Regions from separate parts of the Mus musculus genome. Here region 2 is linked to region 1. Evidence: chromatin loops called from intact Hi-C (ENCODE). Cell type or tissue: gastrocnemius. All regions are shown on one strand. Links, peaks and the distances in the headings refer to the core of each region. The heading gives the core; the rest is flanking DNA.

Region 1 (10,870 bases), core at 1,472-9,471:
ATCCAATAGCTGACTGTGAGCATCCACTTCTGTGTTTGCTACACATTATTTTTTTAATGCATGAATACAATGTATTTACATCACATCCACCCTCCTCCATATCTCTTCCTAACTTTATTATTTCTTCTATTTTCTCCTCCTCCTCTTCCTCCCCTTCTTCTCCTCCTCCTCCTCTTCCTCCCCCCCTCCTCTTTCTCCTCCTCCTCATTGTTTTCCTTCTGGACCCACCAAATCTCCTTAGTACTGTCCATATGCATGTGGAGGTAGCACACATCCACAGGAGTGTGAACTACACCACTGGAGAAAACTCCTTTCTCCCTCACGGCCATCAACAGGCAGTAGTTTCTCAGGTAGGAGTAGGGTCTCATGAACCCTTTCCTTCTCCATGTTCAAGTGTTGATTGGCTTGATCTTCTGCAGGTCATGTGCTGGCTACCACACCTATGCATGCAATGGCCCTTTAATGTCCAGGAGACATTGTTTCATAGCCATCCTTCCTGACCTCTGGTTCCTAGAGTCGTTCTTCTCATCTTCTGCAATGTTTCCTGAACCTTAAGAGTTGAGGAGGTATGGTATAGATATCCCGTGTAGGATTTAGCATTCCATAGTCATTCATCCTGAGCACTTTGACTGATTCTGAGTCTCTGTGTGAGCCACCGACAGCTACATTAAGAAGTTTCTCTGGTAAAGGTGAGAGTGGTAGTGGTTTATGGGTATTTAAGCTGGTACTCAGGATGCTGTAAGTTGCAGGATGAGAAAAGGCATCAGCCATCTTACAGCTGGGAAACTTGTGAGCTGCAATAATAACCATGAGCAGCAATGACTTTTTTTTTTGTAGTGTTGGCATGAATAAGGAGGTGACCAAAAGTTTTCTTAATGGATTTGATGCTCTCTGCACAGAAGGATGTTCATACATCATACTGTCATCCTTGGTTGAGAACCCATGGCTGGGGAGTCCACAGCTATTCTTTTGCTAAAGAGGCACTGAATCAAACTGTTTTTGACATTAAGGTTTATCTATAGGAACAAAGACAGTCAGGTAAGTGATTTCTGTTTGCTAAAGTGGCATTGTTGCCTAGCATGTCTCTGTGACATTCTGTGTGAGAAAGTTTGTGATTTACTGCTGAGCAGAGAAAGGCAGAGCTCTGAGGAGCTAGTGTCACAGATGTTGCAGGGAACCACACCCCCAGGGAGCACTGGACTGCTAACTTAGGTGGAAGAGCGAGGGAAAAACAAAAGGATACCTCTAAGCTGTTCTTGGATTGAAGGGAGAAGCCCCTATACACACGTAGTGTTTGTACCAGCCTAAGTTATTTGGAATTCTTTCAGACAGATTAAAAATCATAAAGGGTTCTGCAACAGGCAGCCGTGTGTCCACCATTAGTTAGACAAAGGAAGTGTTACAAACCTGGTTGGCTCTAGGCTAAGGGCTCAAGGACTATGGGAGTTTGAATGACAAACGTCATAGTCATGTACATGTATTTTAACATTTGATCCCCAGTGTGTGGTACTGTTTGGGAATGTTATGGAACTTTTAAGAAGAAGAAAAGAAGAAGAAGGAGAAGGAGAAGGAGAAGGAGAAGGAGAAGGAGAAGGAGAAGGAGAAGGAGAAGGAGAAGGAGAAGAAGAAGAAGAAGAAGAAGAAGAAGAAGAAGAAGAAGAAGAAGAAGAAGAAGAAGAAAAGAAGAAGAAGAAGAAGAAGAAGAAGAAGAAGAAGAAGAAGAAGAAGAAGAAGAAGAAGAAGAAGAAGAAGAAGAAGAAGAAGAAGAAGAAGAAGAAAAGTACATCACTGGGCACAGGTTTTGAGAGTTGATAGCTTTATTCTCTGCCTCCCCTTTCTCCCCTCTCCCCTCTCCCCTCTCTCCCCTCTCGACCCCTCCTCTCCTCCCGACCTTCCTTCCTTCATGTACATAAAATATGATCACCAGCTTACTGCTCCTGCCAGCAGGCCATGTCTTCCCAACGGTTAATGGGTTCTATCGCTCTAGAATCATAAGCTAAAATAAACCCTTTCTTCCTTAAAAAACAAACAAACAAAACAAAGAAACAAAAAACCACACCTGGTTGGTATTCCTCACGTGTCTTTTCCTCTCAGTGATCTCCTCCTGAGAGAGGAAGACACTCTTCAGAATCTGCTGTTCTCCTGCCACGCATTATTCGTCTTCTTGGATTTTGCACACATACCTTTCTGTTAGCACTATTCTGTCATTTCGTGGGCTTTATGTTTATAGGACGGATGTCACAGCGTAAATATTTTTCAAAAGTAGTTTTATTTCTCCTCTCATTATGGCATTTATTTTATGCCCTTTGCATGTTGCATATTAGTTTTAATTGTTAAATAATTTTCATGTAGTGATGTACTCTTTTATATTATATTATGTGATTATCACTTCTAGTAGTAAATGACTGATTTACATTTACTTAAATATTTATAAACCGTACACAAGATGCTGGACTCACAGTGCTTTAACATGAAGATCTCTTTTTCAAATAATTCATAGTGAAGTGGGAGTTATCTCTTCATTAAATCCCTTTATTTTATTTTATTTTATTTTATTTTAATTTTTGTGGAAGACATTGTCTTACTCTGTTGCCAGGACAAACAGCCTAAAACTGACTATGTAGTTCAGACTGGCCTACAAAACATGGCAATATTGTGGCTTTAGACTCTTAAATGCTGGGATTACAGGCATGAGCCAACACATCAGGCTTTATTTCTGAACACACACACATATGTGTGTCTGTGCGTATGTGTGTGTATGCATGCCTGTATATACAGTTCTCCTTATGTTAGATAATCTAAAATAAGTGAATGAATTTCCAGGTTCCTTAAATTTTGGATTAACCACAAAAGGTAAATCAAGAGGAGATCAACAACTTAAACAAACCCTTAATAATTCAAGGCAACTGAAATTGTAATAAAAAGTTTCTGACAGAAAAGAATCTCAGGCCCAGATGAGTTCACACGAGAGCTCTTTAAGACTTTCAAAGATGATCTTAAATGATTAACAAACCCGAACAAAAGGAACTCTTCCAAATGGCTAGTATTGGTCTGTTACAAAGACACAGGATGTTTCAAAGACACAACCACCACCACCACCACAACAACAACAACAGGAAGAAAAGAAAAACAAAAAGAAAACCACACACTGAGCATTAAGGTGACATACTCGCTCCCTACCCTTGGGGGGGGGGGAGGGGCAGAGGTAGGCACATCTCTGATCATAATGACGCAATGAATTCTCAAAAGAGAAAGCTGTATGTGTGGAAGCGAGGCAATGGGAAGTTCAGAGACTGAGCAAGCTTAGTGGCCCCTTCTCCGCGTTTTCACAATACTTTGAGAAATTGACTCTTAAGCACTGAATTGCATCATGCATTGCTGGGATTACTTATCTATCTGTCTATGTCATAAGACTGCGAGGTCCTTGGTGGCAGGTCATGGATGCTACTCATCAGCTTCTTGCTACTTCCTGACATGGTATTGGGTTCCTGGTCCCCTATGAGGAAATCTGTGTTGGACGAATTTAGAAAGTGAAGAAGAAAATCATGTATACTTCCACTAAACAGAGGCACCTCTCCTTTTGGTGTATTTCAGCAGAATGGTGGTGATTTGGAAATGGAGTTGCCTACTGATCTAGCATTGTGGGAATACACCTGTATGTAACTATAACAATGGCCTCTTGCTGTTATCACTCGGTCCACAATACCCCAGGGGCATTGCATTTCTGCTGGCCTGTTTTCTTTAGTACCCTGATGTGCTCTAGACCATGATCCTGAGAATAAATTGTCCATCTACTCTAACCTGAATTCCGGGCAGGAGTGCACCAGGACATTCTTTCCTGAGTGGAGAGAGAATTCATTGGCAAGCTCACATGAAAATATTCCATTTCTCAAATGATCCCACCTGCAAATAAGACCCATGATTATTATTTATTATTTGTTGAACACAAGCTCTGTACTTAGTGCTATTTAAAAAAAATACAGAGAATAATACAAGCACAACATAAACCACTGGGGACTATACGGTCCATGCTAGGGCTTAACAATCCACACCAGACACAGCATGCAATACATCTATGACAAGATTAAAACAGTGATTGCAATTCTGAAGCAACAGCTCTCAGAGATATTTTTTTGACTCTAAAAACTTACACAAGGTATTTTGACTGAATATATTTTTTTTAATCAAAATGAGCAATTTTCAGGAGGACCAGTTAAAGAGAAAAGGGACGGTGATGTGACAGATAGGGTTCCAGAGTGAGGTCGAGCATTTACCAATGTGACACTAGTGAGCCACCAATTGATTTGGGCAAGGGAAGGATGCCTGCGTGCACAGATTTGATGCCAGCGTTGTGGCTGTTCCTCCGTGTCTGTGAGATTCGCTGTGACAATGGAGTCATCTTAAGTTCCTCTGTTTATGTGATGACCTGCACTGAGCTAACAAGCATAAACGAATAGGTAAGCTAACCCTGAGGAGAGTTCCTGGAATGTTTGCCAAACTTTAGTGTATGTTACTTAACCGAAAGGCAATGACAGAATGCACAAGAGCTTCCTGACAAAGAGCAGAAGATTGGATTAGGCACGCAGAAAGCTAATGGTTTTTCTCTAAAACAACAGGGCATTGGAAAGCATTTGCTAGAGAAATCAGGCTTAAGGAGGCTTAGGGAGATGCGTGCGCATCTGAAATTGTTTCCGAATACGTATCTGGGGGAAGGGAATTCGAGGTTTTGTAGGTTGGAAGCAGAGGCTGCCGTGAAGTTACCTGAAAACCTCTCTGGAGCCCACAGCGTTTCTGTCAGCTCATCAGATGTCACCTGTCTCTCTTTCTATACACAGGGGGGCTCACCACTGCAGAGTGCCATCCTTGTATCGTGCTTTAAGGTCTGGCCTTTTCTCTCTGACACATTTAATGATAAGGATTTTGTGTCCCAGATTGTAATATTCAACATCAATTACTGCTTGCTCTTAGCACATCAGAAATTCTTGTGCTTGCTCATCCCTCAGTCCAAGGTGCCTGTCTAGGTTGGGGAGCTTTGACTTGGTCTGATGAGAATGGTTCAATATCTTAAACTTACCTCCTGGGACCAATGCGAGCTTCAGGTCTGATTATTGGTCTCTTCTTTCTGACACTGAATTAATGCAGCCACAGCTGCTTTGCTTCCTGAGAGAAAGAAAAGGATACAAGAGGAGGCCTTGGGTAGGACGAATTCATAGTGCTTATCATACAGTCTGGGACATGTATAAAACGTGTTCCCTTTGTCCTGAGCTTGCTTCTTGTTACTGGATTCTCTATCTTCCATCTCAGGAAATTCTTTCTTTCCTGGAAAATTGGTTGCCCAGCTGAATTTTCAAGTGCAACATCTTCACGATGATCTTTTCCCTCTGAATTATCTGTTTTCTCTTCATCTTATTTTTTAAAATTCTTACTCTATGGGTGTGTACAGGTGTGAGTGAGTTAGTGAATGTGTATGTGTGTGTGTGTGTGCTCGTGCACACACACATGTCTACATTCATGTGTGTACACGTAAATGACAAAGGTCAGCTTTAGGTGTCATTTCTCAGGAGCTACCCACCGTTTTGAAACAAAGTTTCTCACTGAGACCGGGAGTTCACTGAATTAGCTAGATTAGCTGGCCAAGGAGCCTTGGGGGTGAGAGCTGGTTCTTTTATCTACTCCGCAGTCCTCTGATCACAAGGATGTGCAGAAATGCCCTGCTTTTCATGTAGATGTGGGTGGTTGAACTCCTGTCCTGCTTGCGTGGCAAACACATGATCAACTGAGTTATCTCCAGCTCACTTCCTCTTTGCCTTTGGTTTTAGAGAAAGAGTTCCTTTGCCTCTTTAAAAGCTCTTCATCTGTGTCACAAAAGCTCCCTCTCCGTTCCAGGCAGTCTCACTTTTCATAATTATCATACTTCTCTTTTTAATGTCTCCAAAATTTTTTCTCTGCCATAGAACTGAGCTCCTTGAGAGCAACAGACAAATGAGCAGGCCATGTGTGGTTTTAGGTGTACGCAACTGCTGGAACGGACCAGGTTGCATAGTCCCTGTGAAGTTCTTGAATGATGCTATCAATTGAAGATGGCCAGGTCAAGGAGGAAAGGGAGATGACAGAAGGTTGGGGAGGGCAAGAACAGGCTGGAAAACACAGGGACAAGCTGGTCTCTAGGAGCAGAGCCCAGAACTGCTGTGTTTTCCCTTGCCTCTTGGTAGCATGGGATCCTGTAGGAGTCAGGCTCCTTCATAGCAGAGTTCAATATATTCTTGGTACATAAGTTAGAAAAGCTGAGTGAGAACCTAGGAGAATAGAAAAGTTACAGGCCTGTCTTCTGCCTCATGTCATCTGATAAATGACACTTGTTAGCTAGAAAACAGCTGCTGCTTCACTCTTGTCCCCCACAAATTTCCCAAGAGCTGTCCTCATAATCTACCCTAACTAAACATGCACAGTGAAGTGTATTCTGGGAAATGTAGTTTCCCAGTAACATTGACACTTTACAGACTCACCATCATCCACCCTTTGTCAGCTTGCATCAACAAATACTTCTGCAAATCATATTTTAAACTCAGTGTCAGGAAGATAATTCGTTGATGCTTCTGCCTCACAGACAGCTGTGACTGGTATGGTTTTTCTTACAGCATCTGCGCTCTCAGACCTGCTGCATGGGCCACACAGGAGAGCTGAGGATGCTTGTGGTAAGAATGGAATCCTGAATCTTTCCAGTTTTTCATGGCACTACTTTCTAGAATGGGGTATTTTGCTCCTGGTCTTGTATTTCATCAAACATGGGGAGATCTACTCTGTGGACTTTCTCCCCTTTGCTGCTCTTGCTCTAGAGGCCTGATTGCCAAAACCGGTGACCAAATATGCACTGAGGAAGTGACCAAGGGGCTGAAGGATTTGTTGATGTTCCATTAGCTGCCAGCTGTAGCTCTTGCTAGTGGAATTCAGAGGCTATTCTGGATGCAAAGGAATTGGTGTCAGTTCAGAGCCAGGATCTAACAAACCCCTGGAACCAATTATTTCTCCCTTCCCAAGGCAAGGGTCACACTGGAAACAGCTGACCATGGGGAAAGGCTGTGAGGGTGCTTAGCAGTGTACATTTTGGGCGCTAGAGTCAAAATTTATGTATTTATATATTGATTGTATATCTTGCTACTTTAATAAAAGTGATTAGCAGTTCTAAATATTTCTGGTGAAATCATTAAGATCTTTTAAAGATAGAATTAAGCTCTCTACAAATAGGGATAATTTGACTTCTTCCTTTCTTAGTTGCATATCTTTTATGTTTTTCTTTTTCTTTATTGTGCTAAAATTTCAAGCATTATATTGTTTGGAATGAAGACAGTGGCCATCCTTGCTCTGTTCTTGATTGGGAGCTGTTTTAATTTTTCCCATTTAGAAAAATGCTGGCTAGGTATATGGTGTGTGTGTGTGTGTGTGTGTGTGTGTGTGTGTGTGTGTGTGTGTGTGTGTGAGAGACAGAGAGAGAGAGAGAGAGAGAGACAGAGAGAGAGAGACAGAGAGAGAGAGAGAGAGACAGAGAGAGAGACAGACAGAGACAGAGACAGACAGAGACAGAGACAGAGACAGACAGAGAGACAAAGAGATAGACACAGAGATACAGAGACAGGGACAGAGACAGACAGAGAGAGATGGAGAGAGAGAGAGATGGAGAGAGAGAGATGGAGAGAGAGAGAGATGGAGAGAGAGAGAGATGGAGAGAGAGAGAGAACCTTTATCATGTTGAAGTATGTTTCTTTTGTTCTTCTTTCTTTATTATGAAATTATCATGACCTTGATCTTTGATTGAAGTGATCAGGTTGATTTCTGTCCTTTAGTCCATTTGTGATATATATATATATATATATATATATATATATATATATATATATAATTTGTGTATGTTGAGCCTTCCTTGAATTCCTGGAATGAAATTAACCTAGTAATCCCATATAAAGTTCTTAATGTGTTGTTAAATTTGCTTTGCAAGTATTTTGTTGAGAATTTTTGTACCCATATCCATCAGGGAAGTTGTCTAGAATGTTTGTGGTTGTTTGACTTTATTTAATTTTGAGACTATGATAGTAAGTGCTTGGGTAGTAGAATAAGTTTGGTAGACTTCTTTCCATTCCTATTTCATAGAATAATTTGAGAAACATTCGTGTTAACTCATCACAGACACTCTCTACATCAACCTTAACTACAGAAGAGAAGGAAAAATGGTCAGTGGTATATTATTGTCAGTGAATTAAAGGAGACAGAAAAGGCAGAAAGAGAGAGGTGAGTCTGACCTTTGGGCAGGGCTATATTTATTCAGGGAAACACGGTGGTGATTGGGCTATCTTATATTTTGCCGATGTGGATCATTATGTCCCGTGCCATGTGGAATGATGAGCTAATGTCCACACTATGCAGATGGAGGAGGAGAATTCTCACAGGAAGAAGATGGCTGTAGCCTTTATAGTGGTGAAAATGACCCCTGTTGTCTTCAAGGGAAGCTGGGAAGTAGAATCTTTCAACAGGAAACTATCCATCGATCACAAGGGCATGAGAGAGGATGTTTCATAGAGGAATACATGACGAAGGAAGGGAAAGTAAGACAGAATCACACATGTCCAACTCAGAGATCAGTCAGCCTTGCATGAATAGATGAGAAGGCAAGGCTAACCAAGAACACAGCCAACATGGAAACAGCCAATGTTAATAAGCAAGCTCTGTTCCTTGTTACATTCATGCGCATTTACATGTGAGTTTTACAGGAGGCAATGGAAGTTCCCTCTAGTCTAAACATGCTTAACTTGCATATGTGTAACTGTTCATTCTAATCTGTCCAATGGTGATAGGGTTAGAGTTTATTATTATTATTATTATTATTATTATTATTATTATTATTATTATTATTATTAAAACCTTTAAACCTTTCTCAATAATAATCTTAAATGTAAATGTTCTTAAAACTGTAATAAAAAAGGACAGACTAGATTCTCTGATTAAAAGCAAGATCCAACTAAACTTCAGAAAAGGACATAAGAGAAAAAAGAATCTAGGCCAAATTTCAAAAAAAAAAAAAAAAAGGATGGAAGAGAGAGAGGTGGAATGTTGGAAAGAAGAAAAGAGGAAGATATTGAAAAGCACAATTAAGAAAATGCTTAAACAAAATCGTATAAACATAAGAGGAATGCAATCTATAAGCTGCTTTTTAAATGATATAAAAATAGGAGGGAAGAATACAGCTAAAGAGAAAATAAACAAGGACGAGAGAAAAATGCCAGCATTGAATAAACTCTTAATTCCAAAAATAACACACTGGAGCAGCCTTGGAGTTCTTTAACTCATAGCCTTATGGGTAAAAGAGGTGTGAACCAAACTTGGAGATACTGTTTTATCTTGTTTAAATGGGTGCTGAGCCCAGGGTGCTTAAGTGCTAATTGCTTACAGAGTTCAAATATCTACAGTTGCTTCCCTTCACTATATACCAGGACTCACTTCTGGAGTTTGCAGCCTGTGGACCAGGCATGTTGTCGTATCCTCTAGAACAGGCGGTTCATATGTCTTGAGGAAGAGGTAATGTTTAAAGCTGAATGTGCCAGGTTATGGGATATACAGGTAGAGAATAGAGATACATTGCCAGAGATTCATCTTGGTGCTTTTGGATTCTGCTCAGTATTGAAAACCCCACAGGTTGGAGTGGGTTCCAGGGAGTGTCCATTGTACTTAAACTTTTAGGTTCTTAGCCTTGCTTGTAGTGGCAAAACAGAAGTTACTGTGAAGCGTGACTTTGAGGCTATCTTCTCACTCACTGCTGTGTGTCTGTAGCATAGGCTATCTCACTCTGCTGATTGCCCAGCTCTTAGCCAAGGAGCACAGAGCCACTGTTTTCCCTTCACCACTGCAGCCTCCTGCCTTTTGAGCTTCTCACTGTGTGCAGCTAAGCCCTTCCCCACCCTGCCCCCATCCTATCTCATGAAGATGTCTCCCACTAGGACTTGTGGCAGGTTGACCCCAGGCTTTCTTATATTTATACCATTTTGTTTACACATTTTTTATTGTACTTTTTAATATCTTCTGCCTTTCTTTTTTTTTTTCAGAAAGCATGAATGAATGTTACTTTATTAAATTGAGTTGTTTTTCTATACCTGTTAAATACAATTAATATGATGAAATAATGTTTTGAAACCATGTGCCATTCAATATGTGCCTTGATATCTGGGGTTCAGAAATAGCTTGCTTGATAAACATTGTTGAATTATAAATAGATGTTCAAATTATAAGCATTTCTTCGCTATCTTTTTGAAGGCTTCTATTACATCTTGGTTTCTCAGACTATAGATCAAGGGGTTCAACATGGGAATAATTATGCCATAAAATACAGAAGCTGCCTTTTCTTGCTCTTGAGAGTCATTGGTATGAGGGTGTAGATACATGTAGGCGAGAGTCCCATAGAAAATGGTGACTGCAGTCAGGTGGGAAGCACATGTGGAGAAGGCCTTTTTCCTTCCTGCAGCAGAAGACATCCATCTATTCTTGTCAACAGTGGTTAGTAATGTCTTTTGGAATTGCAGGACAGCACCTCTGGGGTGGAGAGACTCAGAGCTGCATCAGGACCAGAGCTCCCAGGAAGCTTTTTGTAAAGCAGAGCAAGCTGGGCTGTTTTCAGATTCCCCAGTAAAACATCTCATTGCAATTTTCTAATAATCCTTGAAGCCTTTGGATTGATCCTTATCTTGGAGATTGTTTGTGACATACTTAAATGTCAAAGGAGTAGAAGCCAGTATATAGAAATGATTTCTAAAAGTGAATTTTAAGGAAAACATTCACAAGTGACTTCTTTCCAACATTCCACCTATCTTCTGTTCATGTCTCTTTA
Region 2 (8,000 bases), core at 1-8,000, 300 kb before region 1:
CTTTGATTGCTTCCTAGTAAAGTTGAATCTCAAGGAAGCCTTAGGGCACATGGAGAAGGCAGTGAACAGCTGGCAGGTCACACTTCTTAGTTGGTGGGACGCACACTGCTTTCCCATGGACAGGCCAGTTTGGTACAATGCACACCCTGTCCAACCATCCAGCCAGGTATAGTACATGCAGCTCACCTCAGGATTACTGCAGAGAAGTTGGCGAGATTTTTCCAGAGGTGCTTAGGGGAGGACGCATAGTGGGATCTCAAATAGACGGAGGGTGGAGGGGCTGAGCAGGTGGGGTACAGCAGTGACTCAGAGCAGAGTAGTCAACCCGAACAGTTCACAATAGGCTCAACACCTGTAACATCACCGTTTTACTGAGGAGAAGCAGGGTCAGGTTTGTGATGTAGTCTCAGAATAGTTGGGTCAGGTGGGCTCGGTGTTGTCACAGGGTGGATGCTGCAGCCCACACTTGGGTCTTTCTAGTGGGTCATCATTTCTAAATTCTGTATTACTCCCAGAGATGTTTTAGCACCTCTGCATGAAGAGCGGCCCAGAAGCCTTTGAACTCCATCGTTTAGGGGGTACTTACGGAGGCTTCCTGTAGGCGGTGACTAGTGGAGTAGGCTAGAGGTGAGGCTGCAAGATAAACAAGATTACCTGCCTGCAGACAAGGTAATCCTTCTGCTGACAAAACCCAATCCTGAAGCTGTCCAGGAGACACCAACCATGAATTTCTCCATATGAAAGATGTTACCACTTAGGAGATTCAAAGCTCATAGTTCTGTGCTAGGACCTGGGGACAAATATGAAATCTGAATATTGAATGAAATATGACTCTTTGATCCCCTTTCACATCCCTTGGTGGTTGATTCCTGAGTGCAGACGGGATTTCATTGATCTTACAAAGACTGAAGACTATTAGAGTCCTTTAAAGGCACTCTAGAGAAAATCAAGGATAATACTGCCTGACTTGGGAAAAAAACTCACACAGTGAAAGAAACTTCTCAAGTTTGAATCTAGATGATGAGAAATGTTCTATAATATGGGAAGTAAGGTCTTTGTGGGCCATTTCTGTTTATAGGTTTATTTGTGTGTTGTGTGTGTATGTGTGTGTGTGTTTGCTGCCCAGCACGAATGCCCAGAAACTGACCTTGCGTCCTCTAAGAGCAGCAAGCATTATTAACTACTGAGGGATGTACCTGTGAGTTTTACTATTTATTTATTTTTAAGATAAAGTCTTCCTGGCTGACCTCGAACTTGCTATGTAGACTAGGTTGGCCTTGAACTTGAAGAGACCTGCTTGCCTCTGTCTCCAGAGTGCTATGATGAAAGGTGTGGATTTTTAAGGGCTAAGTGGGGAGGCTTTCAAGGTCTTTTCGACACCGTTGTCTTAGGCTGCACGGATCATTAACGTGGATGGCAGATAGGCTTGCACAGGTGGGCAGGTAGGCTTGCACAGGTGGGCAGATAGGCTTGCACAGGTGGGCAGGTAGGCTTGCACAGGTGGGCAGGTAGGCTTGCACAGGTGGGCAGGTAGGCTTGCACAGGTGATTTTGTGCAGGGCTGCTGGCTGTGCGGCAGCAGTCGCCTGCGCAGGCAGCTCATGTTATCACATATGCAGGAGCTCCTTTTCTTTGTTGGAATCCTAATAAGATGCTCTTTATAATGACAACTTCATTTCTGAAATAAACTAAGGGTCAGTTCTTAGGGGCTTTGCTTGTTTTTCCTCACAGCTGCCAATGCTCTTACCTCTGGTTTCGTCGGAGTCTCCCAAGAGTTCCAGTCAGTTCTGATCCTTCCTGGATCACAGGTTAAGGCCCAGTCTCAGAACATTGCTTGTCGAGAGAGGAGTCATGAGTGCAGTTGTCGAAGTCACCCACTCTCTGCCAGCTGCTTATATAACCTGGGGTGCCTCTCTTCATGCTCTGTAATTGGTCAGAATGACTCGGGAGAGTATTGATTGTTGCTAATTGGTTTATTATCAATTCAGGAAGAGCTTTATGGACGGGATGTATAGGGTAGTGTGGGGCATAGTGAACCAAGTTTCCATGCCTTCTTTTGGCTCTCTGTTTTAGCACCCCTGCATATAGAGCGGCCCAGAAGCCTTTGAACTCTATCGTTTAGGGGGTACTCATGGAGGCTTCCTCTGGGCAGTGACTAGTGGAGTAGGCTAGAGGTGAGGCTGCAAGATACCAGCCTGCGAACAAGGTAATCGTTCTGCTGACAAAACCCAATCCTGAAGCTGTCCAGGAGACATCAACCATGAATTTCTCCATATGAAAGATGTTACCACTTAGGGGATTCAAAGCTCATAGTTCTGTGCTAGGACCTGGGGACAAAGACCAAATATATAATGGGTTTTGCACTATGCTGTGGCTTTGGGTAGAGAGAAGAAGCGAGCACCTCCTGGGACTTTTGAGAGAATGAAGGAGCTTAAAAGGCTGTGCCCATGGGAACAGTAGTGGCAGATTTTGTTTTTGTTTTTAAAATTACCACTGTTCTGGGGAGACTCTCCTTAAAATGGCTTCTACCTGTTTTATTTTATTTTCAGTTTTCTGAGACAGAGTTCTTCTGTGCAGCTCTGCTGTCCAGCTCTGGCTGTCCTGGAACTCATTCTGTAGACCAGGCTGGCCTCGAACTCTCAGAGATCCTCCAGCCTGTGCCTCCAGAGAGCGGGGATTAAAGGTTTGTGCCACCACCACCCATCTTTAACTGGTATTCTTAATTTACTGTCACCAGGGAAGATAAATATTTATTTTGCATTTTCAAGAAAAGTGGGGTATTACAGCCATGAGGTCTTTTTTATGTGAGTACTTTAGATTCTAATTTCTCTTCCCGTCTGGTTGCTCCATACAGTCACTCACATAAAAATATACATGTCTCATCCTTTATCCGAGGACTGTTGTTTTCTTAACTTGATTCAAATGCAAGCATTTATTCAAGACAATAGAAGACAAGTAAGCGGGTGGCTTTGTCTTTTCTTTCCACTACCCCTTGAGTGGTCACTAGATGGCCTGCTAGTATTGCATTTTAACTTGGCCTGTGAGAACACAAGGGAGCAGGCTTCTTGCCGCTGGTTTTAATCTAAAGTGATATTTTAAATGCTGTTTTTAAATCTACCAGGAACTCTGGATTTACTAGTGCTATAAATTATTTAAAGGTTTGTCTTCTTACAAAATGGTGGGTTAGTGCTCTAAATGGATTTTATACTGCACATAAAAACCAGACTCTGGAGCTCGGTTTTAAAGTGCTGCCAGGATGTCGTTTGCTCGTGCTTCGGATGCATGGAGTTGAGACGATAGAAACTTAATAGTTGCATGAAAATGTGCACGGACGGGCCCCAGCATTCAATCTGCTGGGCAGATCTGGCTCCAGACGAAAGTGCAGCAGATACATAGAGAAAAAGCCTTGAAGCGTGGAACCACTGTCTGTTAACATGCTCCGGCTTCTACAGGGAGAGTCAAATGAGAGGACTAGAATCGCTAGTTCTGGGTGATGATTGAGCGCCGTGCCCACCAGTTTCCAAGCAGAAAACAGTTGCCCGAACAAGGATGTGGGTGTAGCATCCGTCAGTCTGAGGTCGTGTTTAGTCAATTAAAAAAGAAATGGGGTGTCCATCTTTTAAATTGAATAAGTATTTACAATTCATAGCATGTAATTTTCTGTACTTGAAGGTATAAAACGCAACCATCATGATGGGCAAATGTGTGAACTGTTCACTGAGCTCTGCTTGGACACTTGGGCAGCCTGAGTCCCTATTTCTCTCACACTGGAACATGGGGCCCTCTTAGATGGGTGAGGTGTCTAGGTGAAGACTTTCTCTGGCTAGCCATCTGTTTGTTTGTTTGTTTGTTTGAAAGGAAATTTGCTGAAATACAATGGATTATGTGAACGATAAGAGAGACATGGTGTTTCTGATAGCTAGGTGAGTCTGTGGAAATCCTAAGGAATCCTAAATAAAACAGTCAATTCATGTGGCAGGGACTCCACGTTCTGTCCCTTAGGTAGCCAGTCTCACTTCGAGCGAGTATCAGTCCTTTTGGGTGTTTAGTGCTGGTTTTAGAGACAGAGGTTTGGATTAGAATGTGGTAGAAACTGGCTGTGTCTGCATTTAAAATAAAAAAAAAAAAATATGTGTATGGGTGTTTTGTCTGCAACTCTGTCTGTGCACCATGTGTGTGCCTCGTGCCTGCAGAGACCAGAAGGCGGCATCGGATCCCCTGAAACTGCAGCTACAGATGGCTGTGACCCGCCATGTGGATGCTGCGGATTGAATCCAGATCCTGTGGAAGAGCAGCCAGGGCTCTGAGCCGCCGAGCCGGCTCTCCAGCCCTGTGTCTGCACTTTTAAGGTTCACTTTGTACTTCTGTTAAGTAGTTGCCTCGGCTCTACACAGACTTTGTAGGGCTCGCCTCCACGGAGCAGGTGCTTGGTGCTCCCCTGGAGTGCTCCCCAGTGCTCAGGAGCAGGTGCTTGGTGCTCCCCTGGAGTGCTCCCCAGTGCTCAGGAGCAGGTGCTTGGTGCTCCCCTGGAGTGCTCCCCAGTGCTCAGGAGCAGGTGTTTGGTGCTCCCCTGGAGTGCTCCCCCTTGCTCATGGTGTTTGTATTCATTCCAGAAGCATTTGCTTCATCTTTTCAGAAGAAAACGGAAGCAAACTCTTTTTTGTTTTTAAAGATTTATTTATTATTATACATAAGGACACTGTCGCTGACTTCATACGCACCAGCAGAGGGCGTCAGATCTCATTACAGACGGTTGTGAGCCACCACGTGGTTGCTGGGATTTGAACTCAGGACCTTTAGAAGAGTAGTCAGTGCTCTTACCCACCGAGCCATCTCTCCAGCAGAAGCAAACTCTTGATCTTATATTTAGCATTGGTTCTCCTCCAGAAGAAATGTATATATACCACATTGTAAGGCTAAAATCCATTTAAAATATCGTTAGATATGAACCTGCAAAGGGAAGAATTTTGTTGAATGCATGTGATGAAAAATTACTTCGGTCGAAAAATAAAAATATTTTCCGGCGGCTTGATTTTGAAAACATAACTATCGCCTCCATGTTGACATTTGAAGGCACATATGACTAAACTCGCGTATGTATGTATGAAGCACAGTGCTTGCGACTGAATTCCTTTCTGAGATCGTTTGGAGTCACTGGTGTTATCTCTGCCTCTCCCTAGTCACCTTGGAGACACGCAGCTTTCTCCACAGATCATTTGTGTGTCTGTGGGCTGATGTGGTCTGGTCGAAGGAGCCTTTTAGTTGTAGCAACACTGGCTCCTTTGCAAGATCTTGCTGTGCTCAGGCAAGCAGAGTCAGGTGACCCTCCGTTGTGTTTCTGAAGAGACAGGGCTTGCCCCTATTTGAGGAAAGAGTACTACTCCAACAGCTTCAGCCATGGGCTTGGAACATCGCAGTGGGCCGGCCCTACTGCCGTGAGTCATTGGTTTTTGGGAGCTGCATCTTGGCAGAGGAAACCAGCTAGAAATTAGAATACTTATTAGATACGCATTGTATCAGATGGAGTTGGAAGGACGCTTACTAAGTGCCTCTCTTCTGACCTCTCTAGATTGTTGACAGCTATCCACCAATAAATGTGGGAGAAGGGAGAGTTTCAGTAACCCCCCGCCCCAGGTGCCCTCCCCAACCCTTCCACCGTGTAATACAGCAAAGAAATGGCAAAACAAGCAACTGGAGAGTGGCTCTTCCCAGGGTGGGGCTGAGACTGGCTTTGTGGACACCCCACGGCATTTCTTCCCACACCGTATACTCTGATCTTCCAAGTGCCAAGAGCTCCAAGGCCATGGCAGAGGAGGGAGGCTCTCTGTACGCGCACTGTAAGAGGGCTTGAAGAAGTAGGTTTACAGCTGTTCATATCTCATCAAGAGAACTTTTCCAGGCCAAACGGAAGTGCTGACAAGCTTTTTTGTGAAGAACATTATCAGTGCGCTGAAAGATTTTACATAAACTAGAAACCCTTAGACTTATTAATGCTTAACAGAATTTATTTTTGAAAATAAATTATAACAAGGCATTTGGTAAAGTTTCATAGCTTAGTTTTTAATGGGGGAAATCTAAAGGATAATTTTGGAGTTGGAGTTCCAACTCTAACACCTATCAATTGATTTTTTTTTTTTTTTGGCCTTGGAGAAATGACTTTATTTCTGGCATCATTTTTAAATTAGTCATTAGAAATAGTACCTGCTTTGGAGGTTACTGTGAATTCTGTGAGCGAATGGACTGACGTGAGGAGCTAAAGCCAGACCCTAGCATGTACAGACACAGGGAGTATCGCCATCACCATCTCATTTATTACCGGTGTGCTAAGTGCGCTGGAAGGCGTACAGTGTGCATTTGCTAATGTCTCCAGCCTTAGAGCCCTCATTTGTAGAGGGGCAGACAGTGATGGCTTCTCACGCCTTGATAGGCAGGTCTCAGGACAAATGAACAAGTCTATGGGAAGCCTTTAGGGCAGTATGTATCCCTGTAAAGGCTAGCGTCTCAGTTCAGACACCATGCCACCTCGTTCTCACAACAGCCCTAGAGAGCGTGTGTCTGATCTTTTTTAAGTGGTTGGGGAATAGAGGCACCGTGTGGTGAGGAAGCCCGCTCCAGGCTGTGGATTTAGAATTGGGGCACAGATCGCAGATTCTTAGGTAAAGAATGTTCATATCTTCTTTTCTTCTGTCACTACAGTAGCAGTAAGAACATAGGAATAACTGACGTATAGTGTCCTGCTACCTTCCATCTCCTTTTGGTTTGAAAATGTGTCCCTTATATTTCGTGACGAGTTTTCTGACTTCTGTGTCCTTTCTGTGAACTTGACGGTAATTGTCTTTACAGAAGCCTAATGAGTACCTGGCCTTTTATGTAATTGATACTTTCAGCGTTCATTTCTCAGTGGAGAGGATTTTGGTTCTTTTATGTTGCAGCTGCCAATTACATGTATGGCTTAATGTGACTTTGGGGCCTTGCCTATCCAGCTGAACATGTGGGGTGTGTTCAGCTGGTTGAGGTGGATCCTGCTGTCCCTCAGGGACAGGGGTTTCTGGACTTTCACAGGCTTGGTAGAGACTGACAACAGGCCATTCACCCTGTAATGCGCCCATGGCAGAGAGCAGTTAAATAGTGTACTAGGCAAGTGACATGGGAGGATTTAGGGTGTTTCACTGTGCCCACTCCCAGCTCCTGCCAACACACCTTTCTCACTGAAAGTCCACGTGGAGAGCAGAGCCTACGCTGCCTATCTGCCTTTAAAGAAGGATCGTCTACTTTTCCTGCTGTGTGTGATTTCCCTTCTGAGATACATTCTCGAAGTCAGGCATTCCGTATAAACCGCTGACCTGAAGCTTCTCCCCCGCCCCTGGACACTGACAAACACACACACCGACACACACCCCGACACACCCCGACACACCCTGACACACACACACACACACACACACACACTGACACACACACACCCCGACACACACCCGACACACACCGACACACACACACACACACACACAAACACTGACACACACTGACACACACACACTGACACACACCCCGACACACACACACACACACAAACACTGACACACACTGACACACACACACACACACCCCGACACACACCGACACTGACACACACTGACACACACACACACACACACACTGACACACACCCCGACACACCCCGACACACACACACACACACACACCCCGACACACACACACACACACACCGACACACACACACACACACACACACACACACACCGACACACACACACACACACACCGACACACACACACACACACACACACACACACCGACACACACACACACACACACACACACACACACACCGACACACACACACACACACACACACACACACCGACACACACACACACACACACACACCCCGACACACACACACACACACACACACGTACACACATGTACACACAAATGTACACACACACACACACAATGAAGAGTGACTGAGGAAG

What was found. A loop is a pair of places that touch in the nucleus more often than their neighbours do. Peaks named below come from ENCODE experiments on the same cell type or tissue, not always from the same donor. Only the 100,000 strongest peaks of a DNase experiment are listed, where the experiment ranks them.
Region 2: it touches region 1 in a loop (2.8-fold over the local background); 3 of 42 quality-filtered maps call a loop at or near these places.

The regions. Positions count from the first base shown.
Region 1 is chr3:131,888,812-131,899,681 of GRCm38, forward strand. Gm29865 (a long non-coding RNA gene) reads left to right here and starts at 4,287. Exons shown (of 3, transcript XR_376086.3): 1 at 4,287-4,457. It also overlaps the pseudogene Olfr375-ps1. In gastrocnemius, for the core only: no CTCF peak of the experiment used is centred there; no DNase peak of the experiment used is centred there.
Region 2 is chr3:131,590,319-131,598,318 of GRCm38, forward strand. All of the region lies in intron 5 of Papss1 (3'-phosphoadenosine 5'-phosphosulfate synthase 1), which reads left to right. Among named protein-coding and RNA genes, the nearest start is that of Gm36917, 6.7 kb to the left of the region's middle. In gastrocnemius, for the core only: a CTCF peak has its summit at 3,007; no DNase peak of the experiment used is centred there.